Linked DNA regions of Homo sapiens: region 1 is linked to region 2. A link is a loop called in an ENCODE intact Hi-C map of the cell type or tissue named here. Cell type or tissue: psoas muscle. All regions are shown on one strand. Region 1 overlaps AKAP9 (A-kinase anchoring protein 9). Region 2 overlaps KRIT1 (KRIT1 ankyrin repeat containing).

The links. A loop is a pair of places that touch in the nucleus more often than their neighbours do. Peaks named below come from ENCODE experiments on the same cell type or tissue, not always from the same donor. Only the 100,000 strongest peaks of a DNase experiment are listed, where the experiment ranks them.
Region 1: a loop joins it to region 2, with 3 times the contacts of the local background. A loop is called at or near these places in 14 of 110 quality-filtered maps.

The regions. Positions count from the first base shown.
Region 1 is chr7:92,101,329-92,103,828 of GRCh38, forward strand. It overlaps AKAP9 (A-kinase anchoring protein 9), which reads left to right. Exons shown (of 50, transcript NM_005751.5): 46 at 1,266-1,498. Among named protein-coding and RNA genes, the nearest start is that of CYP51A1, 32 kb to the right of the region's middle. In psoas muscle, no CTCF peak of the experiment used is centred here; no DNase peak of the experiment used is centred here.
Region 2 is chr7:92,211,140-92,213,639 of GRCh38, forward strand. It overlaps KRIT1 (KRIT1 ankyrin repeat containing), which reads right to left. Exons shown (of 19, transcript NM_194454.3): 17 at 2,056-2,262. Among named protein-coding and RNA genes, the nearest start is that of MIR1285-1, 8.3 kb to the left of the region's middle. In psoas muscle, no CTCF peak of the experiment used is centred here; no DNase peak of the experiment used is centred here.

The DNA.
Region 1 (2,500 bases), 110 kb before region 2:
CTACTGTCCCAGGCAGGAGAATCGCTTGAACCCAGGAAGCGGAGGTTGCAGTGAGCCGAGATCGCGCCACTGCACTCCAGCCTGGGCCACAGAGTGAGACTCCGTCTCAAAAAAAAAAAAAAAATGTAGATAGTATTCAGGTTTTGTCTCTAGGTCTTTTTATTCAGTCTTTGTCATGAATGCAGGTCACAGAGGTTTCTGGAAAGGCATGCCCAGGACTGGGACCAGATTAACCTTTATTAATGGTCACAGTGGCAGCCTGGGCTCATGGTTCCACTTTCCCTGGTTTCATCCCTAATAGACCAAAAGAATGGTATCTTTTCAACTCCTAACAAAAGCTCTACTATTGTCAATGTAAGAACATCATACTCTGTAAAATGGTAAGCCCTCTGAAAAGCCTCTCCGGTGACTAATAATGAATGTTGTTAAAACTACCTTAATCAGTCAACATAAAATTCAAAACAAAAAGAAAAACTTTTGGAACATTTATTCCAGTTTATGACTCTGAAGGGATAGAAAACATTAACATTTAAAAAGTTAGATTAGGCCAGGCACTGGTGGCTCACACCTGTAATCCCAGCACTTCGGGAGGCCAAGGTGGGTGGATCACTGAGGTCAGGAGTTCGAGATCAGCCTGGCCAACATGGTGAAATCCCATCTCTACTAGAAATACAAAAATTAGCCAGGCATGGTGGTGGGCGCCTGTAATCCCAGCCACTTGGAAGGCTGAGGCAGGAGAATTGCTTGAATCTGGGAGACGGAGGTTGCAGTGAGCCGAGATCACGCCACTAAACTCCAGTATGGGTGACAGAGTGAGACTCCGTCTCATAAATTTAAAAAAAAAATAAATAAATAAATAAATAAATAAATAAATAGATAGATTAGTGACCCTAATAAAAATAGCTCTGTACAATTAAAAAAAAAATTGGGATGACAAAAATATTTGCAATTAATATGATTAATGAGGGCTAAAACCTAAAAGAAACAAGAAGCCTAACTATAATATTAGTATTCAGACTCCATTGACTAATAGAGGCAAAAGTGTAAAGGTTAATTTATCTGAAATTTCAACTTTGCTGATAAAGTAGAAAACAGTGATAGGAACCTGCCGTTTTACTATTACTACTACTACTACTACTACTACTACTACTACTACTACTACCACCACCACCACCACTACTTGTTAAAATCTAGGTTATTTTCCCCTAGAGAGCAGGGTGAATGTTTTCTTAATGTCTTTACATTCTTCTCTTCCCTAAATATAGAGAATTTATGGTAAATACTTGAGGGCAGAAAGTTTTCGAAAGGCTCTCATTTACCAGAAGAAATACCTGCTGCTGTTACTGGGTGGGTTCCAGGAATGTGAAGATGCCACCTTGGCCCTGCTTGCCCGGATGGGGGGGCAGCCAGCTTTCACGGATCTAGAGGTGATCACCAATCGCCCAAAGGGCTTCACCAGGTTTCGGTCGGCCGTCAGAGTATCCATTGCAATTTCCAGGTAAAGACTTGAAGGAAAATGCATTTTACTAGTAGACTCTCTAAAAGGATTAGTTATTTTTAATTCTCCCTCTATTCTCTGCTGGTTATACTCTATATTTATATAGTAGGAGGTATGTGCCATCACTGAAGCATGTCTGCTTTTTTTTTCTAGGTTTTCATTCATTTAGCAGGAATACTGGCAGGGTATGTGTAAACTATGAAAAGGGCCTTCCTAGGTCCAGGCAGCTGGTGACTCAGAGCTGGCCTATCCAATCACGGCTGCCTTTTAGAAAACAATCTGGGCCAGGCGTGGTGCCTCATGCCTGTAATCCCAGCACTTTGGGAGGCCAAGGCAGGCGAATCACAAGGTCAGGAGATCGAGACCAGCCTGGCCAACATGGTGAAACCCTATCTCTACTAAAAAAACAAAAAATTAGCTGGGCGTAGTGGCAGGCACCTGTAGTCCCAGCTACTTGGGAGTCTGAGGCAGGAGAATCACTTGAACCTGGGCGGCGGAGGTTGCGGTGAGCCGAGATCGGCGCCACTACACTCCAGCCATGTGACAGAGTGAGACTCTGTCAAAAAAAAAAAAAAAAAAAAAAAAAAGGCCGGGCATGGTGGCTCACACCTGTAATCCCAGCACTTTGGGAGGCTGAGGCCGGCAGATCGTGAGGTCAGGAGATTGAGACCATCCTGGCTATGCTGAAACCCCATCTCTGCTAAAAGTGTACAAAAAAATTAGCCAGGCGTGGTGGCGGGTGCCTGTAGTCCCAGCTACTTGGGAGGCTGAGGCAGGACAATGGCATGAACCTGGGAGGTGGAGCTTGCAGTGAGCTGAGATCGCGCCACTGCACTCCAGCCTCGGTGACAGAGCAAGACTCTGTCTCAAAAAAAAAAAAAAAATCTGAATAAGCCCATGAACAAGCTCACACATGTAAATAAATAAAAGATTATAAAATTTAAAAATGTGGTTGACAAATTACTTCTTAGGCTGGCGTACATTCATTTTCTTCATTGCTAA
Region 2 (2,500 bases):
AAATAAAACTACCATATGAACCAGCAATCTCACTACTGAGTATTCTTCCAAAGGAAAGGAAATCAGTGGGATCCTGCAACCCCATGTTGACTGCAGCACTATTCACAATAGCAAAGATATGGAATCAACCTAAGTGTCTCCCAACAGATGAATGAATAAAGAAAACGTGGTATATATGCACAATGAAATATTATTCAGCCATAAAAAAGAATGAAATCTTGCATTCGCAACAACATGAATGGAATTGGAGGTCATTTTGTTAAGTGAAATTAGCCAGGCACAGAAAGTCAAATACCCTATGTTCTCATATACGTGAGACGTTGATGTCAAGGAGGTAGAGAGTTGAATGATGATTACCAGAGCTGGGAAGGGTAGGGTAGGGTAGGAATAAGGAGAGGGTCAGTTAACGGGTACAAACATACAGTTAGATAGAATGAATAAGTTGCCGTGTTTCATAGTACACTAGGGTGACTATAGTTAATAATTTATTGTATATTTCAAAATAGCTAAGAGATAAGTTGAAATGTTCCCAATACAAAGAAATGATAAATATTTAAGGTGATGAATTTCCTAATTACCCTGATTTGATCATTACATATTATATGCATGTATCAAAATATGACATGTACCTCATAAATATGTACAACTACTATGTATCAATTAAAAAAATGAGTGGGACCCAGTGGTTCATGCTTGTAATCCCAGCACTTTGGGAAGCTGAGGCAGGAGGATCATTTGAGGCCAGGAGTTTGAGACCAAACTGTGCAACATAACAAGATCCTGTCTCTGAAAGAAAACAAAAAACAACAAAAAAAAAAAGCCAGGCATGGTGTTACGTGCCTATAGTCCCAGCTACTCAGGAGGCTGAGGTAGGAGGATTGCTTGAGTCCATGAGTTCAAAGCTGCAGTGAGCTATGATTGCACCACTGAACTCCAGCCTGGGGAACAGAGTGAGACCCTGTCTCAAAAAATAAATACATAAATAAAAAAATGTTTAAATGTGAAAAACAAAAAACAAGAAAGAAGCTCTGAAGTATTCTAGTGGATATTCAATCCCTTCCATACTTCATCCTGCTCCCCAAAAGGTTCTTGTACTAATTCTAATTTTTCAAAGTGAAGCCCTTGTGTCACATATAATATTTTTCTTTTTTTCATCTTTTTCAATTAACCTAACAAATGTTTTAAACAGGCAACATAATCACACAGTTAAAACTTTCAAGTTGCAAAATGGCATTGTTATGGACTGAATGTTTGTGTCCTGCCTCCCAAAATTGGTATGTTGAAATCCTAACTCCTAAAGTGATGGTATTGGGAGGTAGAGCCTTTGAGAAGTAATTATGCCATAATTTATGAGAGCAGGGCCCACATGAATGGGATTCATGCCTTTATAAAAGGGACCCCAAGATAACTCCCTCATTCTTTCTGCCATATGAGGCTACAAGGAGATGTCAGCAGTCTCCAACCCAGAAAAACGCTCTCACTAGAATCCAACCCCGCTAGCACGCTGATCTCAGACTTCCAGTTTCTAGAACTGTGAGAAATAAAACTTCTGTTGTTCATTAGCCAATCAGTCTATAGGGCTTTGTTATAGTGGCCTGAACTAGATAGGTATGTAATGAAAAGTTTCCCTCCTTACTTTTATTCCTAGTTACCTGGTTCCCTTCTCTAAAGGCTTCAAGAAATATTTTATGCATATACAAGCAATATGTATTTATGTAAAAATCATCCTCATTTCCTCCCATTTTAATAGCAAGAGTAGGCAGCATATTACATATTGTTCAGCACCTTGCTTTTTCATTAAATGTATCTTGCAGATCATTCTACACAAAAATACTCTTTATTCTTTTTTATGGCTGAAGGGTATTCTAATGCAGAAATGTAATATAATATTAACGCCTTACTGACAGTGATTTAGTGTCCCCCTTCCTCTTATGTAATGAATGAGTTGCAATGAACAGTCTTGTATATATGCCATTTCTAAATTCTTCATGTAGGTTGGTACTGTTGTTTTAACTATTATATGACATGATTGGTAAAAAAGAGCTGAAAATCTACCTTAGTTTCCATGTTGAGGAGATGAAGTCCTTTTATATTCACTCCTACATACACAGGGATGACTTTATGATTGCTGGGGCTTGCCTTTGTAAATATCTGTCCTGTGAAAAATGCTGCTCCATAAGTAGGAATTTCCCAGCAATTCTGTAAGAACATGCGCTGAAGGTGATGCATTTCTTTACTGACACCTTCACTTGTACTGAGATTCTAAAAACAAACAAGGTAAATTAAAAATAAAAGAGATATGAAAGGAAAATGTACCATTGATAATCCAAATAGATCAACTAAGCAGTTTCTAAAATCAAGATTGCCCCTAAAGAATAAAATTATGGCACATTGTATCAGGAGTACTTTTTCTCTTGTGATGTTAATATTAAAAAAAAAAATTGAGGTCTAAAAATACTGTCTATGTTATTGGGTTTTAATTGCTTCACGGGCATGGATA